Regions from separate parts of the Homo sapiens genome. Here all the other regions are linked to region 2. Evidence: read pairs that join two places in POLR2A ChIA-PET (ENCODE). Cell type or tissue: GM12878. All regions are shown on one strand.

What was found. ChIA-PET counts read pairs that join two places held together with the same protein. Peaks named below come from ENCODE experiments on the same cell type or tissue, not always from the same donor. Only the 100,000 strongest peaks of a DNase experiment are listed, where the experiment ranks them.
Region 1: POLR2A ChIA-PET joins it to region 2 with 10 read pairs; 6 of 35 experiments call an interaction of 5 or more read pairs at or near these places.
Region 3: POLR2A ChIA-PET joins it to region 2 with 27 read pairs; 7 of 35 experiments call an interaction of 5 or more read pairs at or near these places.

The regions. Positions count from the first base shown.
Region 1 is chr1:200,903,329-200,911,328 of GRCh38, forward strand. INAVA (innate immunity activator) reads left to right here. Exons shown (of 10, transcript NM_001142569.3): 6 at 4,506-4,559; 7 at 5,402-5,612; 8 at 5,896-6,069. Among named protein-coding and RNA genes, the nearest start is that of INAVA, 12 kb to the left of the region's middle. RefSeq lists a silencer at 2,605-2,724. In GM12878, a CTCF peak has its summit at 4,545 (motif pointing left); DNase peaks (open chromatin) are centred at 2,617, 4,453 and 6,643.
Region 2 is chr1:200,965,607-200,973,606 of GRCh38, forward strand. KIF21B (kinesin family member 21B) reads right to left here. Exons shown (of 35, transcript NM_001252102.2): 35 at 3,784-7,972. The coding sequence ends at 7,915. It also overlaps the pseudogene MROH3P. Among named protein-coding and RNA genes, the nearest start is that of KIF21B, 54 kb to the right of the region's middle. RefSeq lists an enhancer at 5,469-5,648. In GM12878, CTCF peaks have their summits at 4,597 (motif pointing left) and 6,522 (motif pointing right); DNase peaks (open chromatin) are centred at 4,525 and 5,885.
Region 3 is chr1:200,888,518-200,896,517 of GRCh38, forward strand. INAVA (innate immunity activator) reads left to right here and starts at 6,383. Exons shown (of 10, transcript NM_001142569.3): 1 at 6,383-6,570. RefSeq lists enhancers at 2,343-3,171, 6,277-6,787, 6,788-7,299, 7,300-7,810 and silencers at 2,484-2,603, 2,614-2,733, 2,824-3,118. In GM12878, CTCF peaks have their summits at 2,454 (motif pointing right) and 3,161; no DNase peak of the experiment used is centred here; H3K4me3 peaks cover 2,521 bases; H3K27ac peaks cover 2,630 bases.

The DNA.
Region 1 (8,000 bases), 62 kb before region 2:
CAAAAATTAGCCAGACATGGTGGTGCATGTCTGTAGTCCCAGCTACTCGGGAGGCTGAGCCAGGAGAATCCCTTGAACCTGGGAGGTGGAGCCCAGGATCAAGGGAGCCGAGATCGTGCCACTGCACTCCAGCCTGGCAACAGAGTGAGACTTTGTCTCAAAAACAAAAAACAAAACAAAACAAAAAAACAGGAGGCCAGGTGCAGTGGCTCACACCTGTAATCCCAGCACTTTGGGAGGCCGAGGCGGGTGGATCACTTGAGGTCGGGAGTTCAAGACCAGTCTGACCAACATGGAGAAACCCCATCTCTACTAAAAATACAAAATTAGCCAGGCATGGTGGCGCATGCCTGTAATCCCAGCTACTCGGGAGGCTAAGGCAGGATAATCACTTGAACCCAGGAGGCGGAGGTTGCGGTGAGCCGAGATTGCACCATTGCACTCCAGCCTGGTGACAAGAGCGAAACTCTGTCTCAAAAAAAAAAAAAAAAAAAAGGGAAAAAAGCAAACAACCCAAAAACCGAAATAAAAAACCACCCTGCCCCCTTGGGCTCCATACAAGGGTAATTTAGTTTGGGAAAGTAACTGCTAGGTGAGAGTCATCAGCCATACTTTGCAGTGGCAGGGAGCAGTCAGGTGTTGAGCTCATTTACTAGAGTGAACCGCATGAGGGCCACCCAGCACCCACCTGTGCAATGTAATAGGCACTCTGGATGCATCTGTTGATCAACAACACCAGCCATTAGCCACATCCTCATAACATTTTTTTTTTTTTTTTGAGACGGAGTCTTGCTCTCTCATCCAGGCTGGAGTGCAGTGGAGCCATCTCAGCTCACTGCAACCTCCACCTACCGGGTTTAAGCGATTCTCCTGCCTCAGCCTCCTGAGTAGCTGGGACTGCAGATGCGTGCTGCCACGCCCAGCTAATTTTTGTATTTTTAGTAGAGATGGGGTTTCACCAAATTGTCCAAGCTAGTCTCGAACTCCTGACCTCAAGGGATCCTCCCGCCTTGGCCTCCCAAGTGGTGGGATTACAGGCGTGAGCCACTGCGCCTGGCCGCTCATAGCATTTCTGAGATGGTGGAAGTGTTCTGTATCTGTGCTGTCCAATACAGTAGCCACTCGCTGCATGTGGCTATGGAGCATTTGAACTGTGCCTAGTGTGACTGAGGAACTGACTTTATTTAGTTTTAATGAAAATAGCCACATGCGGCTAGTGGCAACTGTGTTGGACAGCATAGCCTTGGGGGAAGCTCAGCATTTGTGAGTAAAATCTCCACCGTTACCCCTCTGTCTGGGGTGTCCTGCGATGCTGCTGCGGGGCAGGGGAACGCTGAGCTAGGGCAGGGTTGGGACAGTTGCTGAGATAGTGAGCAGCTCTCAGAAACCTGAATCTTTTTTTTTTTTTTTCCAATCTTTTTAGAGACAGGGTCTTGTTCTGTTGCTCAGGCTGGAGTGCAGTAGTGTGATCATACCTCACTGCAGCCTTGAACTCCTGGGCTCAAGTGATCTTCCTTCCTCAGCCTCTAGTAGCTGGGACTACAGTCATGTGCCACCACACCCAGCAAATTAAAACAAAACAAAACAAAAAAACTATTTTAGAGATGGGATCTTGCTATATTGCCCAGGCTGGTCTCAAACTCCTGGTCTTAAGCAAACCTCCTGCCTCAGCCTCTGGAGTAACTAAGATTATAGGTGTGCCTGGCCCAATGAAAATCTTTATTCCTAAGGTTTTTATAAAAGATCAAAGGCAGGAGACCAGAATTCAGTAAGAGGGGGTCTCTTTAATTGAACCCTAAAGCAAAGGCTACTTGTGAGCCAAGCAAAGCATGGGCTGGCTGGCTACTCAGGAGTCAAGCCCAGCTCCTGGTACCGTATGTCCTAGAAATCTACTGCCTGCTCTGGGTAAAGATTTTTTCATTAAATTGCGGAGCAGGCTGAGCATGTTGGCTCAAGCTTGTAATCCCAGCACTTTGGGAGGCCAAGGCAGGAGGATCTCTTGGGCCCAGGAGTATGAGACCTGCCTGGACCACACAGGGAGACCCTGTCTCTACAAATAACTAAAATAAAAAAATTGGATAGGCATGGTTGTGGACACCTATAGTCCCAGCTACTCAGGAGTCTGAGGTGGGAGATTGATTGAGCTCAGGAGGTCAAGGCTGCAGTGAGCTGTGATCGGGCCACTGCACTCCAGCCTAGGCAACATTGTAACAACCCATCTTTAAAAAGATGGGTTAAACCTTTGTGGAGCAAAGGTTAACAAACTTTTCCATAAAGAGCCAGACAGTACATATTTTAGTCTTTGTAGGCTCTTTGGTCTTTATCACAACTGTTCAACTCTGCTACTTCAGTGCTAAAACAGCCAGACATTACATAAACAAATTCATAGCCGTGTTCCAATAAACATTTATTTACAAAAGCAGCTATTGAACTGGATTTGACCCCTGGGCCATAGTTTGCTAACCTCTGTTGTAAGGGATTTCAAGATGGTTGGAACTTTTTACTTTTTTTGAAACTTCCTGGGCAATGCCCATGCATTTGAGATGCAAGCTCACAGGGGAGAGCCCATAAAGGGTTGTGGTTAAGAGCAGACTCCAGTCAGACTGTCTGGGTGTGAATTCTGACTCAACCACCTTTGTTGAATGTATAACCTAAACCACGTTACTCAACTCCTCTGAGACGTGGTTTCCTCAACTGTCACTTGCAGGTGATAATATCTACCTTACGTGGTTGTTATGAGAATTACCTGAATTAATATATATAAAGTGCTGTATTTAGAAATGTATTGGCACAGTAGAAACATTAGCAATTATTACTTTTTCCTCATCTTCATTCTCAAACACAGTTGAAAATGTTTCGTGAGTTCCATCCAGGTCACTTTAGGCTTATTCTCAAGATCTGAAGGCCTGGCCGGGTGTGGTGGCTCACGCCTGTGATCCCAGCACTTTGGGAAGCCGAGGTGGGTGGATCACCTGAGGTCAGGAGTTCAAGACCAGCCTGGCCAACCTGGCAAAACCCCGTCTCTACTAAAAATACAAAAATTAGCCAGGCATAGTGGTGTGTGCCTGTAATCCCAGCTACTCGGGAGGCTGAGGCAGGAGAATCGCTTGAACCTGGGAGGTGGAGGTTGCAGTGAGTCGAGATCACACCACTGCTCTCCAGCCTGGGTAAGAGAATGAGACTCCATCTCAAAAAAAAAAAAAAAAAAAATCTGAAGGCTTAAGTTTCTTCAAAAGCAATAGCACAAATGAGTTCCCTCTGATTTCTTAGGTAAAAAGTGCTGCTATACCATGAAGTAAAGTCACACTGAATTTCCTTCAGGTGACTTGCCAGATCACCAACTGAAGAAACTTCCCTGGGGCCAGCTGGCCAGACCTTATCTTAAATTCAAATTCCTACCTTGCGTTCCTCTTGTTGTTGGTAACACAGGAGGTCTCACATTGGGATCTTTGAATTGTGTTTGTGATGTGAGATGATTATACAAAAGTTAGAGTGAAATTCCCTTTTTTTTATTTGAGACAGGGTCTCACTCTGTTGCCCAGGCTGGAGTGCGGTGGTGTGATCACGGCTCACTGCAGCCTCGACCTCCCAGGCTCAAGTGATCTTCCCATCTCAGGTTCCCAAGTAGCTGGGACTACAGGCATGCACCATCATGCCTGGCTAATTTTCGTATTTTTTGTAGAGACCAGATTTCACCATCTTGCCCAGGTGGGTCTTGAACTCCTGGGCTTAAGCCATCTGCTGCCTTGGCCTCCTAAAATGCTGGGATTACAGGCATGAACCACCGCGCCTGGCCATGAAATTCTTTTTATCCTAAGGGCCTTCCAAAATGACCCTTTGTCTTTCCTTTCCACTACCAAGAAGCCCTGCCAGAGGACACCCTTTTTCTTTTTTTTTGACAGGTGGGGAAACTGAGGTCTAGAGCATTGAAATGGTTTATTCAAGGTTGCATAGCTAGTATCAGAGTCAGGATTAAAATCAGGTTTCCTGTCTCCTAGCTCTGCCTTCTATTTTTTTCTACTTCCATGTAGTAAGTTTACAGCCAGGCCAGGCACAGTGGCTCATGCCTATAATCCCAGCACTTTGGGAGGCCAAGGTGGGATGATCACTTGAGCCTAGGAGTTCAAGATCAGCCTGGGCAAGACAGCAAGACCTCTTCTCTACAAAAAAAATAAAATAATTTAGCTGGGTGTGCTGGCATGCCCCTGTGGTCTCAGCTACTTGTGAGGCTGAGGTGGGAGGATCCCTTGAGCCTGGGAGGTCAAGGCTGCAGTGAGCCATGATCACACCACTGCACTCCAGCCTGGGCCACAGGGTAAGACCCTGTCTCTTAAAAAAAAAAAAAATCACTCCCAATGTGTATTTAGCACACAGAGGGTATTTCCTCATAACTGATGCTGTCCTGGGGGAGTGATCAGGCCTGAGCTGCTCAGCACTGCTGGTTACTCATATCTGTTTGTTCATTTCTTCACTTCCTTCTCTTCTCTCCCCTTTGTCTTTCGCAGAGCTCAGTGCCTCTGATGACAGCTCCCTGTCAGATGGGCTCCTCCTGGAGGAAGGTGAGAAGGACGTTTGGGGGACTATTGTCAAGGCTGGACTCCTACTGCAAGACCATGGGGTTTGGGCAGTTTGCTGGTGTGGAATTTAAGTGGGAGTGAAGGCTAGGGTGCCAGGCTTAGGGTTTCCGCTTGGACTTCATGTCAATTTCCGCATGTCCTTGCACATGCTCAGTTGAAGATGGGGAATGTGCGATCATCTCCCATTCTGGAAGCTCATTATTTTTACAGGGAAAGGAAAGGTGAACTCCAAGAGAGCTGATCAACCCCAGATGTCCCTCCTTCACCCTTGGGTGTGATTTCAAGATGCACCAGTCAGAGCCAAAGAGCAATCTGCCCACAATCATTGCTGTTTTTTAAAAGAAGGGAGCAGGAAGGAAACACAAGTCTATAGATTAAGAACCCTGTGTACAAACCATGAGGATGCCAGGGTCAAGGTGGATCGAGAAGCTGTTGCAGTCCTGCCCAGGGGAGTGCCCAAGCCAATAAGGAAATAAATAGGCCATATGGGCATGGCAGGAACAAGAAAAATAGGTAAACAAAAGATAACTGCAGACATGGTACCAGGAACAAAGGTTAGAAAGTGGAGCACTGTAAGCCCAAGAGAGTCAATCTGGGAGGCTTCTTGAAGGAGGAAGGCATAAAATAGGGCTGTGTGGGAAGAAGTAAGTCCCAAAGGAGAAGAAAACATGTTTGAGCATCTAGGGCTGGAGCCATGGCCTGCAGCAGCTGCACAAGCCAGCATGGGAGGGAGAGCGGCGAGGCATGGGCTGTGGTTTGTGGAGGTTCTTGTTGGGCCGGTTCCCCCAGCCTCTGGCCTTACCAGGTTTCTTTTACTCCTGCAGAGGAATCCCAAGTGCCAAAACCTCCTCCAGAGTCTCCAGCCCCACCTTCTCGGCCTCTCCCACCCCAAACCCTTGAGGGTCTGCAGCCAACAGGACCTGAGGCTGGGAGCCCAGAACGGGCTCCAGTCCAGAACAGCCCCTGGAAGGAAACCAGCCTGGACCACCCCTATGAGAAGCCCAGGAAGTCTTCTGAGCCCTGGAGCGAGTCCAGGTCAGGATCAGGGGGAAGGGAGAAGGGCAGGGCAGGGCAGGGAGTCGGTGGGAGCTATGCTGGGGATGGCTATAGGCTGGGCAGATGGAAAAGTGGAAAGGTGGAGGAGAGAGCTCCTGCAGTCGTGGGATGGAGGTGTGAGCCTTGATAGTTCCCCAAGGGTGCTGGCAGTTTGCCCTACTAACTTTGGGAGCCCCTTCCACTGCATCCCCATTCTTCTGCACCTCTTGAGCCCCTGAATGGAGGCATTCCTGCCACTGACCTGTCTCTAATCCTTTTGCAGCAGCCCAGCCACCACACCACAGGATGGGCCCAGTGCCTCCAGCCTGTGGCTTCTGGAGCCTGCCTCCTACCACGTGGTTCCCATCCGTGGTGTTCCTGGCCAGTGGCAGGGCCGCACCAGTGCCCCAGCCACCCCTGAGATACAGGGGAGGAGGGGCCAGTCGCAGTCTCTGAGGTAAGAGACAGCTTCCCCAGAGAGATGGGGGACCCACTTAGAGCTTATCGTTGGAGGGTGGGAGCTCCCAGGACACAGGTGGGACAACCCTGGGTGACACATGGCTAGTGCCTTGACTTCTCTTAGGATCTCTTCTTGGGGCGCCTCTTGACAGAGAATGCACTGCACCCCACTAAGCCAAAGGCCATCCATGAAGCAAGTGGTTTTCTTCCAAAGACTCTAGTTTTGTCTTTTTGCATAACTTGATTCAAATTTTCTACCCTTGCCATGTTTCCTTGTGCTGGTAGATTATTATTGGTCACTGACAATAGGCAACTCACTTTTTCAATTGATGCACAGTTGATTCTCATTATCTGTGGTAGTTATGTTCTATAAAGTAAAATTGACGCAAATCCTGAATTAGCAAATACTGAACCCTTGCCCCTGGGGAAATATAGGGTTAGGTTCCCGTGAGCCTTTGGTCACGACATTTTGCATCAACTGATTAATATATAACCTTATGTTATGTGAGTTTCTGCTTAAGGACACCTTACTTAATATGGGTTGTTGATTCATTAACTCATGGCCAACAGCACTGTAACTCATACCCAGATGAAGCTTACCTAGCACACATATTTTCTCCACAAGGCACACCACAGCCTTTTCCCAGTATGCCTTAGGGAGGAACAGTAGACAGCACTTTGGCACTGTATTTGGGGGCATTTTAAACAGCAGAATCACTAATCAAAGCAAAAACACACACAGTACATAAATATGCCACAAAAAGGACACTGTGCACTTACAGCATGAGAACTGAAACATGAGGGCAGAACATGGCCTCGTTTAACCTCAGAACTTAAAGAGACTCAAATTTGTCACTTTTCTGCAGTGTCCAAGAATGACCATGAAAGCACTGTGTATATTGCTTTGGGGATTAAAAATAAAGTTTAGCAACTAGGAAAATTACAAATACTGAATCTGCAAATAATGAGAATTGACTGTATGTTACTTTCTAAGTCATCTGCTACTTGGTAATAGTTTAAATGGCTAAGCGTTGACAGGCAGTATTGGCCATACCATATGGGGACTGGGGCACCATGAAAGCACTGCTGAATTCTCCATCAGCTTAAATTGGCTGGTCAGGCAGCACTGAACTGGGGGCAGCTTGGGACAACTGCTCTCAAGTAAAGCAATGGATTTTGTTTAATTTTTAAATTTTTTTTGAGGCAGAGTCTTGCTCTGTCATCCAGCCTAGAGTATAGTGGCGCAATCTTTGCTCACTGCAACCTCCGCCTCTCAGGTTCAAGCGATTCTCCTGCCTCAGCCTCCTGAGTAGCTAGGATTACAGGCGTCCGCCACCACACAGCAATAGATTTTATATTTTACATGCTACGAGGGCCATTTTACAAACCATGCCTTTGTGCAAATTAGGAAAAGGCAGACACAGCCCCATACCTGGGTGCATTAGTAGAGTGAAGTGAAGGCTGGATTTCAGCCCCTGCCGGTCTTGGGCTGCAGGTAACTGCTCTGGGTACCACATGACAGCTTTTACACGTTCAAGTAAGGTACCTGGCAGTGCCTACCGAACAGATGCTGTGGATGATCTGCCACTGGACACGGTGTACCTAAGCTGAAAGTACTTAATGTAGTACTTTAAAAAAAGTAGTTAATGTAGTACTTTAAAAAAAGTAGTTAATGTAGTACTTTAAAAAAAGTACTTAATGTAGTACTTTAAAAAAGTACTTAATGTAGTACTTTAAAAAAAGTACTTAATGTAGTACTTTAAAAAAAGTACTTAATGTGCTACTTGATGTAGCACACTTTACACGAATCACAAGCTTGTGAATGCAGCAGGAACACTTTTGCACACAGGGAAGGAATGCGTTGGCACCCACGCAGCCCGGCAGAGGGTTTGTTGGTTTGCTTTGGGAGACTTGACCTAAGACCCTTGC
Region 2 (8,000 bases):
GGAGGGAATAGTGAGTGTCTGGGAAGGGGGCCAAGAGTACTTGCAGCCAGGGCCCCACTGATTCCTTGTGGGGCCTCTGAGGTGCTTTTGTGTGCTCCTGTAGGTCAGATTATCCAAACCCTAGACTTGGAAGAGATCGATGAAATTGAGGAGGCATACACAGGTGAGTGGCAGCCCAGTCGCCCCCTCCTTGCATCTTTTAGTGGCACCGGTGTTGGTGGGGAATGCTCAGAAGTTAGGAAAAGTGAGCGGATGGACTCACAAAAATGATCATCCAGACGTGTGAAAAGGCAGGCTCATCCCCAAGGTGCTTAGGTTTTGAGGTGCTGGTCAGAGCCCTCCTGCCCCATGTTCACTCACACCCTCACCACCACGGAGCCCATTCATCAGCCAGGAGGGTCCCTTGGGTTTCTTGTAGGAGAGACAGTTTTGGGCTCCCATGTGTGGTCGAGTCCCTGGCTGCAGCTCTTTTTGAAGTCAGAGAACTTCACACACAGCTATTCTATGGGAAAGAGAGGACGCAGGGCCAGGGAGGGGCAGTGGAGAGGAGTGAGTGGGTTGGTAATGGGTGTAGGGTCAGGAGCAGGTGGGCCTCGCATCTCCCTGTGCTCATGGCAGCTATGTGGTCTTGCTTGTAATGGAGCATTGTGGACTCCTAGAAGAAACTCTTGCTCATAGTTTAAAATCCACCAGTCCCGACCCCATTGCCCGGTACATGTCTGCACCACAGGGCCTAGGCCCTCCTACCCAGCCCACTAGGACTTTCTCTGTGTTTCAGCCCTACGGCACATGCAGAGAGACTCCAACCCCACGGTCAGCTGCCTCACCACGCAGACTTTCCATATCCTGGAAGCCAAGAAGAAGCTGCTACTGGCCAAGCCCCCAACCTCCTGCTTCTGCAGGAGGAGGCCCCAAAGGCACTACTTCTGAGCCTGCATCCTTGAGTCTCAGATGTAGGCCTGGCCATTAGACCCTGTGACAATGGGGCCAGATTCCTGGGTCCTGCACTAGAAATGGAGGTGTATCCCTGCAGAATCTTTGTAATAAAAGGAAAAAGTATGCACCTTTGTGAAAATAGCTATTATGTTGTCTTTCCAGTCAATTCTTGGCCTTCTGGGGTAGAGCCACTTGTAAGCCGCCTTCTTGCCTATGCACATCTGGGTTAGGCTGACCTCTCCCTGCTCTGCCCCTCTGTTCCCTTCTCCCATTCAGCCATGGGTCTGAGGCCAGAGCCAGCCATTTCTTTTGAACCAACTTCAACTATGAGCCGAGGGAGAAGTAATGTTGGCACACATGAGGTGTTCTAGAATGCAGTTGTAAGCAACAGAGTCCACTCCAGTTGGCTTAAGAAGGAAAGTGATTTATTAAAGGATTGTTAGTGAAAAACATCCCAGAAGATCAGAGAGTTTGGGTACCACAGAGCCAGGGACAGCGCTGCTCTATAGAAACACCACCATGGCTGGCCCTTGGCACAGCCCAAACCACACCCCAAGCATCAACACTCAGGCCTGGATACTTGCCCTGCAGTGCCCTGCCTCTGCCAGGGCAGTTTTGCTTTGTTACAAGCAATGATAAAAGATAGATCTTATTAAAAATCTATTAACCGGTCAAGTGCATTGGGATGAGACCCACTTTAAAGACTGTTCTGACACCCCCACAAGTCACCCCCTCACTTTGGTCAAGCATAAAATAATGAATACAAGGTAATGAATGCATGGAAAGTAATGGATTCTAGGGCCATCTCTGTCCCAGGATGATTTTGGCCAACTCTGTTGGCTTCTCTGGGCCTCAATTCTGTAGAATGTAAATTTATAAACAGAGAGTTGGAAAACATTATCTTTGTTTTTAAAACTCAACTTCAGAGGCTGAGGAAAAGATACCTTTAAGATGCCACCTAGTTCTGACAATTGAATGGCTCTTACCAAATTCTGAGAGGTGCCATTCCCTTGTGCCTGGGAAAGCTGCCCCATAGCTTATATCCTAAACGGGATTTTTCTTGACACTCTTGCTTTCCAAATTTTCTAAAGTAAGCAGATATTATTCATGTAATCTGGAAACAAAACAACACCCCACATTAAAAGAAGAAAAGAGTCTCTTAACCCAGTGTTCCTGTCCCCCACTGCACCCTGCAGGAGCCTTGGCATCCTCGAGAGACAGGGTGAACTACATTTGGAAAAATTACCTTGTGCTGCAAACTTTCTGGAGGGTGCAGGGAGGAGCGCAGTGGCAAGAAGGAACCAGATGGCTGGAGTCCACTCCAGGTCTGGCCCGTGACCAGTTCCCCAGTGGCCGGTCTCTGGGTCTTGCCCACACACCCTGCCCAGTCTGCAGCTGGCCATGCCCAGGTGTCACTTCCTGCAGTTCACAGTGGGCTCTTCTGTCCCACTGTCAGGCAGGATCCTATGCAAAATATGGACCTGTGGGGAGCGAGGGTGGGGCGGGGAGTGGCATGGGTGATGCCGGGTCAGCCAGCCAAAAACAACTGTCCGCAAGAAGCCACCCTGCTCCTGGGGCAGGAGGCTCTGTGCCTGCCAGCGGGGCTGGCATGTCAGGGCAACTCTGCCCACTTGTGTCTCCCTCCATGGCTCAGGGTCCCTCTCTCACTCACCAAGGCCTTTCTGTTTGAGGACCAGAAGCCTCTCTAGAGGAAACCTTCCCCAGGAAGCTTCACCCTCCCACCCACGGTGACTTCTGCCTCCTACAGACTCCAGGAATTCCCTGGCCAGAGCACCTGTCACATCCATAAGTCTGGACAAACAGCAGGGGACCTGCGCAGGCTGAGGAAGCAATTTGGTTTTATATTTGGGAAACAAAGCAAAGAGAAACCCTATTATATTCCTGATACAAATATCAGGAAGTTAAGCTTTTTAATCAGTTGTGGCTGGTGATGAAGATGTGGATTCTCCCCGAGGGGCCTCTCTGCCCAGGGGATGGGCCGGAATCTCCAGGAGTTGGTGAAACAATTCATGGTTATCAAAAGGGAATATGGGTTCTTAAAGACTGAAAAGCACTGATCTAGGACAAAAATCATGGTGAGGCACAGTGACTCACGCTTGTAATCCCAGCACTTTGGGAGACTGAGATGGGAGGTAAGGCTTAAGCCCAGGAGTTCGAGACCAGCCTGGGAAACATAGTGAGATCCCATCTCTATTTAAAAAGAAAAGAAAAGACCTTTGTAGAGCTCTTTTCTTGTATGATCTTTTTATAGTCTTGCCTTCTTTCCATAAGTGGCAAGGGACCGAGATGCGTTTGGCGTGCACCACGCACAGCGTAGTCCAGGCCCTAGAGAGGTACGTGTTACGTTAGCAAAAGGCAAAGGCTGCTGTGGTTGGGGAGGTCTAGATGCAGATCCTGGCTCTGTCCTTACTAGCTGTGATCCTGGGAAAGTCACATCCATCCCGAGACCTTTCTCATTTCATAAAATGAGAATGTCACCTGTCACACAGGGCAGTGAAGACACAATGAAAAATGCTCTGAACAGTGCCTAGGATATAGCAGTTGGTCCACAAATGCTGCTGCCCACTCTTCCAGCAACTGCACCTGCCTCTGGAGACAACATATGGAGTCTGGAGGAGAATGTGACGCTCTCAAAGCTCTCTGCTTTCTAACTGGTGAAGCCCCAAACTCACAGCTCAGGAAGTTCTCATCAGGCTGGGCCCAGCCCCAGAGGCCTGCTGCACCCATTCACCCACCCACCCACCACCACCACCAACTCCCTCTCCAAAGGCCCCAGCCAAAAGTCAGCAGCCCCCTGGAAGGGGACAGGGGACACCTCCACAGACATTGGTCATTCAGGTTTTATTTATGACAACTTCTTAGAACACACACATCCAATCTAGGAACAGAAATGTACAACATGGGGCTTAAATAACTTTCATACACTATGTACAGCCATCGGCAGAGGTACAAAACATATATACACCTTGTGCTAGTCACATCATGGAGGACAGCAGGAGCCTAATGAAGCCTGCAGCCTGGGCAGGACATGATTGCTAGAAAAGAGTTGGTGGGCAGGGCAGGGCCCTGATTCATCTCAGGGGTCTTCTCTGATCCTCGGCTCTTTGTGGAGGAGTTTCTATTTCCTACTTCCCTGCAAGGCCCTCAGGACATGGTTCACAGGACTGAACTAGAGTGTGATAGGGGCTTCAAGATCATGAGTGCTGGGGATGGGGCAGGGGACAGAACAAAGGTATCAAAGAAGAAACAGAACTTTCCCTGCAAAATCTGTCCTTGCACACAAGAGGGCAGGGAAGGATCTGGGAGTCAGGAGAGGAGGGCCAGGCCCAGGAAGGCCTGTGGGGCATTGGCCACTGACCAGGAGGCTATGCCAAGCAAGGAGAGCAGCAAGCAGTTGCCTGTTTGGGATGGCAAAGGGACACATACCACAGGTCCGGGACACACAGTGGGAAGAAAGTCACTGCTCCTGCAGGGCAGGCTCTGCCCACACAAACACGATGGTGAACAGACCAGGCACAGGCAACAACCAGGGGATATGCCTGCTCCCAGCCCAGACCACATCGGGGGATGCCCCCCAGAGCTGAGAGCTAGCAGGGCAAAGAAGTGTTATGTTCCCTAACGTCACTGCAGCCACCTGCTGGTGTCTCCCTCCACCACATCAGGCACATGAGAAAGTCCCCGCAACCTTGTGTTTTCCCCATGTGGTTTTGTGCTTTAAACTGCCCTCTGCCCAGGCCACACATCCCCAGACAGGCAGCAGGGCTGGACAGCTGAGGGTGAAGAGATTCCTAGGCTGAATCCAGGGTGAGGCCACTCCCAGACCCACCGCTGTCCCTTCCCAAGGGGCTGAAGGTGGCACTCTGACCACCTCAAAGGCTTGGGTGTGCCAGGCTCCGCCTGTTAATCTTTCCTCCTTCCTTGGAAATCTCGCAAGGCAACTCCATGCGCTGCCTTTGAGAGTTCTGGCTGCTTCAGAAGAGTCCGCCACTCACGTGAAAGCAAATACTGAACTGACTGATAGTGAGGACAGGGCCCTGGCACAGGACTATGCTGAAGAGGCCCAAGGGCAGTGGGGATGGAAGACTCCTTCTATCCAGGGAACCCGCTCATAAGCTTCGAAAGCACAAAGTGGGGCTTGACCCAGGAGACTGGGAATCAGTCCAAGCTCTTCAGGCTCACTAGGGCTAGGACTCAGCCTGAACTCAGGCGTTTAGAGATTTGGGGTGCGGGGTTTAGAGAGCGCTTTACTCCTGGTCCCATGGCGTAAAGATGTGGCTGGGCCTGACAAGGCTCAGCCTCCAGTCTTAAGATGGGCACAGAAGGGCAAGAAGTAAGATGACGAGTCCCAGAATTAGGACAAGCCATGAGCCAAGGCCTGGTCTGAGCAAGGGCAGCCCCCTGTCCCAGACACAGGCACCCCCAATCTCACTTTGGACAGAGCCAACGTGGGGGGATCCTCCCGGGCCTGGGCCTGTCAAGTCTGCCTGCGGGACCCTGCCATTGTGCTCAAATCACAACCATTTTGTGCTTCCAACATTTAGGGTGCTTGTGCAGTGAGTGGAGCTGGGGGCCTGCCCCCTAACATGGACCTTGGACATCCCTGAAAGAGTGGGCAGAGAATCCAACTCTCATGAAGCACAACTCGGGGTGTCTCATGGATGTTGGGCTCAGGGCTCCTGAAGGACTTCAAGTTTAGAGAGTCAATGACACTTGCCAGGACAGCAGAGCTGGCCCCGCCGTGAGGTAGCTGACCCATCAGAAACAGCAGAAAATGGGCATGATGATGAGCACCTCTCGCAGGGCCATAAGATCACACTTCGTGCAAGAACACGCCTTGCAGCTACAGTGCAGTCACCCCAGGTGGGGCATCCCCGGCCCGGGGGTGGGAGCTCAAGGGGACAGAGTCTTACGTGTTTCTATCGCTTGTAAACAGTCATGCGGACGGATTCTTTCTTACAGGTTGCAAGGTCAAAACTTTCTGTTCAGGTTGGCGGGGAGGAGTGGGAAGAGATTTGTGGCCACATCTTAGAGCTAAGGGGGTTGCCCGGCACCCCCGGGGTGGCCAGAGGAAGAAGGATTTCCAGCCATTGCTGACAGACTGTTCAGGTCCCAGGAGACCAGCATCCAAGGGGGTCTCCTTCCTGCTATCAGCTGCCCCAGACTTCAATACCACATCCAGCAGGGCCAGCACCAGCAGGACAGCCGTCTTAGCCTCTGTGGCAGCTCCGAGGAGGGCACGGGGAAGGGACCAGGCCTCACTCAGCCTCCACTGGAGCCTGCCTCCCCCCAACACTGGGCGCCACATGGAGAGGGCTCCAAGTGCCCCAGCCCAAGACGGAGAGGAGCCAAGGGCAGAAACACAGAACCACCTCTGGAAAGTCCAAAAGTCACTGCGTCCTCTGAAGGGAGGTGGGGCTGGCTCTTGGCTCCCAGACTGAAGCGGGAAGCACAAGACCAGCGATGCAACGGAAAAACAGGGTGGGCAACTTTGGGTGGGGGTGGGGCGGGGGAGAGGGATGGAGCTCAGTCCCCCCCAAGGCCCACTCCTGTAATTCCAGAGTTCCCCCAACAGGGGGCGCCAGAACACTGATTTAACAATTTCCCCGGAGCTCCGCGTCCCCAGCCCCGGGGCAGAGAAACTCTGCCAACTCCCTCTTCCTTGATAATTTTCTGCAAGGGAGGGCCTGCGCTCCATGCCAGTTTTAAGGCCGAAAATGTGTCTCCTGAATAACCAGAGAGAGAGAAGCTGGAGAGACTCCCCGGCCCAGTGGGGGACTGCAGGGCTGGGGAGGGGCGGGGGTCAGGGTGCCGGGCTGTCCTCCCCATCCAAGCCACCTCCCAGCAGACACAGCCCCCATGCTGCTTCCTACGTGGCCCACGCAGGACTGTGGGGCAGAACCCCGGGGCCTGGGCTGTGGGGTGAGCGCCCCCGCCTTCCCGGGGGCGCTGGGCACAAGACCTCGCGAGTGAGAAGACACATGTGGTGCCGCGGGCATGGCTGGTGTAAGGCTGCCCGGCACGGGTGCCAGGCCCCGGAACGGAGGAAGGCACTGAGCGTCAGGCGGCCTAGAGGCCAGGGGTAGCTAGAAGACTCCCTGGGGGCTGTGTCGGGGACAGGCCTGAGCTGCAGAGTCGAAGGAGCAGTTCCCTCCTCTGCAAAGCAAACAGAGGAGGCGGCCCTGGAGGGCCGGGGCAGCGGACTCCCTTTGGGATTTCTGGCCCCCAAGAGCTGAGGGAAAGAATATAGGGGAAGAAACTTCAAGTCCGTTTCCAGGAGGCAACAGCAAAAAATAAAAATAACAAAATAATAAATAACTGAAGTATTTCTGACCATCTCCCCAAAGGAATCTTTCTAGCAGCTCCACCTTGGCCCCATCCAAAAGGGACCCCAGGGAACTGTTGGGGCCAGTTGGGGCTATCTGCGGGTTGCCAGAGGGTTAAGGGTTAGCTGCAAGGCCCAGCCGCCCACACCTGGTTTCCTTAGCTACCTGAGGACTTATCTTTTTGGGCTCAGAGGCAGGTGCAGTGGCTCTAGAGGCTGGGCTGGGAGAAGCGGGGAGGCCAGCTCCTCGGAAGGGTGGGATGGGGCCAGGCTGCTGCACCTCCCCACAGGGCTCCACCACTGGGCCAAAGGCCTGAGAAAGGGGCAGAGCCGGTTCAGCAGGAGACAATGTGGCCACGACTGCCAGGAGGGGAACAAGAAGGGATAATGCCCTTTGGCTTCACAGCTTAATTTCCTCCCCAGCCTCTCTCTCACCCAGAGGCTCCTGAGAGGCAGGGGAGGGATGAGGGAACAGTGTCCTGTGGGAAGGCCAAGGGAGAGGGAGGAGGGCAGGAGAGGGGGCCACGCCCTCTGTCCCCAGAGCAGCTGGCCCCATCGGCCGGGTCACAGCTTCCCTTCCATGGTGTCCAGGCTGCTGGGGTCGAGGGTCCGGGGGCATCCCTCTGACCTCACTCCTAGGGTGGGCCGCTGTGGGGTAACCGCCGGACACTCCAGAACTTCACCGTCAGGTCACTGGGGTGGAGGACAAAGTGGAGGGGTG
Region 3 (8,000 bases), 77 kb before region 2:
TGGGTCTAGGCACGCCTCCCTCTCCTCATCCGGCCCCTGGAGCAAGGGTCGGGGGAAAGGGAGAGTGGGGAAGTTCAGCCTCCTCCCCCTCTTCCTCTGCCTGGCCAGAGAGCCTGAGGATTGTGAAATTGGACCAGGATAGCTCCCTCCGGGCAGGGAGAGGACTCAGTGAGTCCCTCTACTGCGTATGGGGGAGGATGGTGCTTCAGGGTGCGAGCAGCTGCCCAGCTACCATGCAGCTTTTAGAAGCTCAGCTAAGGACATCCAACTTTGCTTCCCTTTCTCCTGCCTAGCAAGAACTCAAAGGTTTTCCCCACTTCCCTTCCACTTCCCAGAAAACCCCATCTGATGGAGAATGCTTGCCCCTTCAGCCAAAGTGGGAAGGAGAGAGAGCTGATGGGGGCTTAGCGACCTCTTCCAAATCGCACCTCCTTCCTTCCCCTACATGGGCTGAGCAGTCAGTTTCCAATGAGGACTCTGGTTTCTGCTTCCATGGTGCCTGCTTCTGAGGCCCTTGACCTCTTCCCTCTGCCTTTCACCCACTCTCTCCCCTCTGCCACAACAGGAGTCTAGGCGCCATCGCCCTCGCCTGCATTCCTGCCTGCCTATGCTTTCTCCCCACTCCAACCACTCACATGCCACTCATCTTCTAAAGGTCAGTTTGCCCAGTTCATCTCCTGGGTCAACGTTTTTCAGCAGTGTGATGGTTAATTTTACGTGTCAACTTGGCTAGGCCCAGTGCCCAGATATTTGGTTAAACATTTTTTCAGATGTTTCTAGACGGTGTTTTGTTGTTTTGTGTGTGTGTGTGTGTGTGTTTTTAGATGAGATTAACATTGAAATTAATAGACTTTGAGTAAAGCAGATTACCCTCCAATCTGTGGAAGTCCTGGTTGGAACAAAGTCTGATCTCCCTGGAGCAAGAATGAATCCTGCCAGCAGGTTGCTTCGAACTTGAACTCCAGCTCTTCCCTGGATCTCCAGCCTGAGAGTCTATCCTGCAGATTCTGGATATGCCAGCTTTCACAATCCAATGAGCCAGTTCCTTAAAATCAATCAATCTCTCTCTTGCATTCTCTCTCTCTAGATATAGCTATCTATACATACACATCTTACTGGTTCTGTTTCTCAGAGAGTGCTGATTAATTCAAGTAGCTTCTCTTCAACTTCAGTATAAAAATCTTAAATCCTCACCTAGCCCACAAGGCTCTTAGTCATCTTACCTCATATAATGCCTTTGTACAAATTAGAAAAAGCCACCCTCTCTAGGCAGATACAGCTCTGACCAAACATAGGGCGAGGTGGGTGGAGAATGGTGAACCTTCCCTCTTAGTATAGTGCACAACCTGGACAACCACATGGAGTTGCCTTACTTTTGTTTGTTTGTTTGTTGTGTGTGTGTGTTTTTAATTGAGACAGAGTCTCGCTCTGTCACCCAGGCTGGAGTGCAATGGAGTGATCTTGGCTCACTGCAACCTCTGCTGCATGGGTTCAAGTGATTCTCATGCCTCAGCCTCCTGAGTAACTGGGACTACAGGCTCCCAGCACCATGCTCGCTAATTTTTTTTGTATTTTAAGTAGAGATGGGGTTTTGCCATGTTGCCCAGGCCATTCTTGAACTCCCGACCTCAGGCGATCCGTCCGTATTGGCCTCCGAAAGTGCTGGGATTACAAGCGTGAGCCACCGCGCCTGGCCGTTCGTTGTGGGTTTTTTGTTGTTGTTGTTGTTTTGAGACAAGGTCTTGCCCTGTCTCCCAGGCCGGAGTGTAGTCTCGGGATATTGGCTCACTGCAACCTCCGCCTCCCTGCTCAAGTGATCTTCCCACCTCAGCCTCCCAAGTAGCTGGGACTACAGGTGCGTGCCACCACTCCTGGCCAATTTCTTTATTTTTTGGTAGAGACAGGTTTTCACAATGTTGCCCAGGCTGATCTCCAACTCCTGACCTCAGTCGATCCTCTGGCCTGGGCCTCCCAAAGTGCTGGGATTATAGGCGTGAGCCTCTGCGTCTGGCTGCCCTGCTTCTGGATGAGCCACTGACTGACGAATTAGCCTCGTCTCTCTTCCATGTTCTTTCCCTTTACTCCTTCCTCATCCCAAACCCTAACCTCCCTGCAGCTCCTGGAACCTGCTGTGCTCCCTTGCTGCTGTGCTTTTGTACACCTGTCACTGCTGTTTCAAGTCCCTCTCTTATTTTCTGGTATTGCTTCCTCTGGCCAAGTTTTGCCGAGGCTCAGCCTGGGTCAGCCTTCCCTCTTCTTGCCCGGGGTCCTAGCCCTTACTTCAGGTACTGTGCTGCTTCATCACTCGTCTAGATTGGAGAATCCTCCAGTGAATGGGGCTTGAGCTTTGATCCATCGTGCTGGGCACTAGTAGGTGCTCAATAAATGTTTATTGAACAACTGAAAACCGGGAAGTGAATGAATGGATGAACGGGGACACAGCAGCTCGCAGCGGGCAGCAGGAGGCGCTCGCCGGGAGGGTGCTCCTTCCCTTCAGCCAGCCGGAGTTCAGCCAGCGGGCCCGGCGGGAGGAGTGGGAGTGGGCCGGGGCCAGGGCCGGGGAGAGGGGCCATCCCCGCGCGACCCGCAGCGCCGCACAGCGAGGGGGAGGGCGCCTGCGGGGAGGACAGGGTCGGGGGAGCGCCCTTCCGCAGGCTCCTTTCATTCTTCCACTTAGGGGTCTCCAGGAATGAAAACTGGCCCCAGCCAGGCCAGAGCGCGCGAATGAAAGGCGGCACTGGGACCAAGAGAGAAGCTTCGTCCCGCCTGGGCTGCGGAAACTGGCGGCGCCAGGGGTGTCCCACCGCGCGGGCGTCCGAAAGCGGGGCAAAGGGGACAGCCTCGCCCCTCGAGCGGCTGCTCCCGCAGCTCGCTCACCCCTGCGGGTACGTCGTCACTCCCGCGTGCGGCCCCGTCCCGACTCTTGGATCGGACTCTTCAGTCCCTTCTTGCGTCTTCCCCTCTTTCCTCTGGGCCTTGGTATGCCCCAGGGGACAGATGTCTTGGGATCTTTAACATTTGGGATGCTGCAAATGCCGAAGTTAAATGAAATACCTCCGGGGAGGGCAGGCCGCAGGGAGGCTCGGGGGGAGGGAAGATGGCCTGGACAAACAGGTCCTGAAGCTGCGAGGCTGGAGTGGAGGGCGCAGGGGCAGGCGGGCGGCGCCAGAGCTCCATGGGACAGGTAAGCGGGAAAACTTCGGGGCACCCAGTGCGGGTGAACTGGGGCGGGGGATCGGGCCCCTGAACCCACGGTCTTCAGCCTTAGCGGAGGGTGCCCTACAGGGAATGGGGTAATTTTTTCAAAGGGGCAGGAATTCTGAGTTCCTACCAAAAATGCACATTTCCAGTCCCTCAACCTTTCTCCTTCGACCTTCTTCGTGCCTGTGGATCTTCCTGGCCAGGTTCCGGGAAGCCAGAAAGCAGCCAAACAAAAGGAGCAAAGTCTCGGGCCAGCCTGGATGTGGAGGGCGCAGTGGGGGAGGGGAGCAGGGTGGACAGGACAAAGGGGCTTTTTAGAGAAAGCCTAGAGGTCTCATTTCAGGGCGCATTCCAAGCTGGCTTGGAGTTCCCCTGTCCCAGCCCACTTCACCTTTGCTTAGTGGAGGCGAACACCTTTCCTAGTGAGCAGGGAGCAGACGCGAGTAAGAAAACAGTGAAGGAACCATCTCCTACCCCTCTTGCCTGGAGGGTCCCGGGCTATTTCACTTCTTCCTTTTTTCACTGTTGTCTCTAGCGCTGGCCATTGATTCCTTAATTCTTGAAGTAAGATTTTAGCAGTGCCTGAGACTACTTTGCTGGGGGCTGTTGGGGATGTGAAGATGGTAGGACGAGGCCCTTGCTTTAAAGAACTTCCAATCTGGTGTTATCAGAAGACCCTAAAAGAAGGAACTTTTTTTTAAAAAAAATGGAGAGTGGATGGCTACAGCGCTGGGGAAGAGTTTTCTGACTCGGGACTTTTCCTCAGGAAACGAAAACACTGAAGAGGTCCAGTTTCTCTTCCCTGGGGAAGGGCTCTTGTCTGCAAAGATCAGATTCCAAGTACTATAATGTTTTGCAAGGAAATACCACTTCCTCACCAACTGGTGGTCTGGACGGCACTCTGGGGTTTGGGGCTGGGGCATCAGTCCCCTGACTCCCCGGCCTGACTGGAGTGGGGAGCTGTTTCAGATTCCCAGCTGGCCTCTGGAGTGCCCACCTCCCCCATTGGTATTTTGAATTGAATGACATGGCCATCAGAGAGCTCCAAGGATGGCTCCCCGGGGTTCTTGGCAGGAGGTTTGGTTAGCCAGCTCCCTTCCAAACCTCAGATTCTGCAAGGTTGGGAAATATTGAGCGTGAATTTGGGGGAGCAAGGTGTTTTTGAGAATTCCAAAGGATCAATGCAAACAGTGAGATTGAGCATCTGTACTAACCTCCCCTGAAGTCAGAGATGGAGGATTACCTGAGGGCAGGGATTCTTAACTGGGTTCATTGGCATTAGGCATCTGTAGATGGAATTCAGAGGATGTGTAAACTAGGTGAGGCAAAAAAAGATATCATTGTTTTTCACCAACCTTTAACAGATTTTAACATCACCTTTAGTTATGAAGACAACAAATCACAGTAGCATTGGCAGTACCTGTGACTTTGCCATTAATAGAATTCATAGTTTCATATCACACTGCAGTCACAGCAGTCTTGAAATGTTGTTTACACTCAGCCCTTGTGTGAAATTACCCACTGCTAGACCCTGCTTAATGTTAATAAAGAAGCATATATATTGCTATGTTTTTATATTTTTAGAACTTTATTTCATATAATTGACTTTTTTAGTGATCTTCTTAATTTTATTTTATGCTCAAGAAATGTGAACTGTGAGCCAATTCACAGCTGGTAGAAACTTCCACCAACCCCCACCTGGAGCTGGAGATGGGCAAGGTGGAGGAAGGGCCGCTTATGCCCAGAGTCAACCCCTCTCTGTTTGACTTTGTAAGAAAGTGCCAAGCCTCTATGGGGAGGGACGGTGTGTCACGGAGGACTGGGGAAGGGCAGGGCTGCAGGCTCTTTGGGAGACCCAGAGAACAAGCTCCCAATGGGGCGGGGGGAGGAAGAACTGTCCCCTCTTAGGGCCCCTCAGCCTCAGCCTGGGCAGAAAATGAGGTGGTCAGCCTGGAGCACTCTGGGGCTAGCATTGTTTGGAAAAAGGGTGTGTACAGGAATGTGAAGGTGTGCTGGGTGTGTGTACCGGAGCAGTGGGGGATGCTGGGGGACTCCAGCCCCATGAGTTCCGCTCCACAGGAGATGCCTGGTGAAAGCAAACTTCCTCTGTCATCCCTGCACTTGGGGGTAGGGAGTGGGGACAGGACTTTTTAGGGGCTGGGGGAGGGGAAGCAATCCAGACATGTATTGAGGCACTGGAATCTGGGTCGGGGGAATGGTGGGAAGATCAGAGAGTGGGGGGAAAGGGAGGTGGTAAGATGAAGACTTGAGGGGTGCAGCCTGCTGGGGACAGGCCAGGCAACAGTCAGCGTTAGCTCTGCTTCCGCCTTGAAATAGGCTAGATTCCAGTTTCCCATTTGCTTGGGGGTCGGTGGGATGGGAGATCTTGAGGCTTATTTTTTATAGGAAATAAGTTCCATTTTGGTCTCTGGCTCCTTGCATTTGGGGAGTGGACTTAGGGTCTGGGGTCACAGTGGACCTCCTGTGGAGTAGGAAACAGGACTTGGGCTCAGGTCAGTGCCTGTCAGTGCCCCATGAACATGCGTTGCTGGGGGATGGATGTAAATAATCAACAGAGAAGTGATGGCCTCGATACCCTTGGGGGACAATGTCTGGGATAAAAAGAACAGCCTGATCCTCTCTCTCTAGGATTCTAGAACTTCTGCATATTGGAATTCCAGCTGCCTTGCCTGAGGTTTTAAAATCCTCACTCGGGAGAGATAAAACCCAGGCCTTGGTCTTCATTTCCATATGTGGGGAAGAGCAGTGACCCATCCCTGTCAGTTTGTAAATGTCCTGCTTGTTTTTTCCATGGACAGTGGACATTTCACCTTGCTTCCGGGGTGCTTAACAGGCCTCAATTTCTGGAAAGAGAAACTGAGGTCAAAGGAAGGCAGGGAGAGCCAGGGTCAGGACAGGAGGGCACGCAGGTACCTCACAGCTCAGAATGTTGTACTAGGGTCTCTTGAGGCCATGAAGACATGACTCTTGTTGTTGTCTTCTTTGGGGATTCCTCCATGGGAGCCCCTTTTTCCCTGCTACCCTCCTGCCCCCCGGAAGTGCAGAGGCCCAGGAGCTGCCTGCTGGCACCAGTTGCACGGGATTAGTTCAGGGAAGGACTTGCTCACCTGCTCCTCCCCTCTGACTCAAGTCATAACAAGTAACCTGGTTCCCCTGGCCCGGCAGCCTGGGAGGGACGGCAAGGTAGGCAGGTGAGCCGAGACGGACGGACGGCCAGCAGCTCCGTCAGCTGGAGAGAGAGCACAGGCCTGTGGCTTGGGAGACCCTGAGGCGACATGTGAGGGCCCTGAGCCCCCTGACTGGAAGCAGGGGCTGTTTTTCAACTCCTGGACTAAAGCCCAGAAGCAGGTGAGGGCGGGGGAGGTGGAATGGGTCTTTGGGGCTGAGAGCAGGCTGGCCTGGGAGTGGAGGAGCCCAAGCAGTGGCCATCACCCCCCTCCGACCCCCACCCCCGCCAGCCTATGTCTGGTGTGTAGGGATGACAGAGGGGTGCTGGTGGGCTTGGACGGGAGCCTGTTCTTGTGGTTGCCTAGGCCTTAGTTTCCACCAGAGGGAGAGCAAGCAGAGATGAGCTGGGACAGGCAGGCCTGAGACCTGGCTTTGGGGGACACACTTGGGATAGAGGAGGATCCCCCATGGCCCGGCCTGAGGGAAGGTGCTCTGGAGTTTCCCTCCCTCCCTCTGTGCCCCTTCTGGTCTCCTCTGCCTTTTTCTGGGGACATTGTTCAGCCGGGTGGGCTGCTTTTTAGGGCCCAGTACTGGAGCTTGAAGAGGCCCAGGAGGGATCCCTGTGTTAGGGAGGGGGTGGGGATGTTACCTGAACTGCCTTTATCTAAAAGCAATGCCTTAGACACTTAAGACTCATAGCCTCCTGGGTGGGGGTGGTGCCCTCGCTCTCACCTGTTGACTCTGGGGCAGGTTCCCTACAGCTGTGGAGGGCGGCCTCGGCAGAGGCAGATGTGAGGGTCCGCTATGTGGCTGTACGGGTTTCCTTCTTGGCCTGACATTGACCAAGAGGTCGAGATTCAGACCGGGGACCTGGAAAGGCTTTAGACACTGTGCAGTCTTTATTGTGCACAGGAGGAAAGGAAGCCCCGGGAGGCCTGGTGACTTCCCCAAGGTAGTACAGACCGCAGCAGAACCAAGCCTTGAGCCCACAGCCAGGGGCTCTGGGCATCTGACGCTGTTCTCTTTGCTCTACTTGGGGCAGCAAGTCATCCCAGAGAGGACCCAGCATCAGGCTGGGACCACTGGGAAGATCAGTGCCTCCCCTTTGATGCTGGCAGTCAGAGACTGGGCTGAGCTGGGAGAAGGGGAAGCTGGCGGAGACGGGAGGCGTGCTAAGGTACCCCTCTGTCCCTGTAAGTCCCCACTCCTCTGCAACAGTCTCAGAGCCCCTGAGAAGCAGGGGCTGAGTTGGCCCAACTTTCCAAGGCAACTACTTAGTGGTTAATAATTAATTAGCAAGCGTGACTAATTAATGGCTTCCCCTCCCACATTACTTCCTCCTCTGTGCAAAGCAGACACACTCAGCATGCTAGCTGAGACCACCTTGCTTCCTACCTCTGGCTGCACCCTGCTCTTGGCTTCTGGGGAGGGTGGGAGGATGGCTAGGGTGGGTGGGAAGGGGTGGGGGTGAGCTGCCTGCTCCTCTGTCCTGTTCTTATCTCTACGAGGGATAGAGTTTGGGACAGATGGACAGTGCAGAGCTAATAGTCATCCTAAGTATCCTGCGGGGTGGGGTTCCAGAATATATGGCCAATCTTTCAGAACTTTGG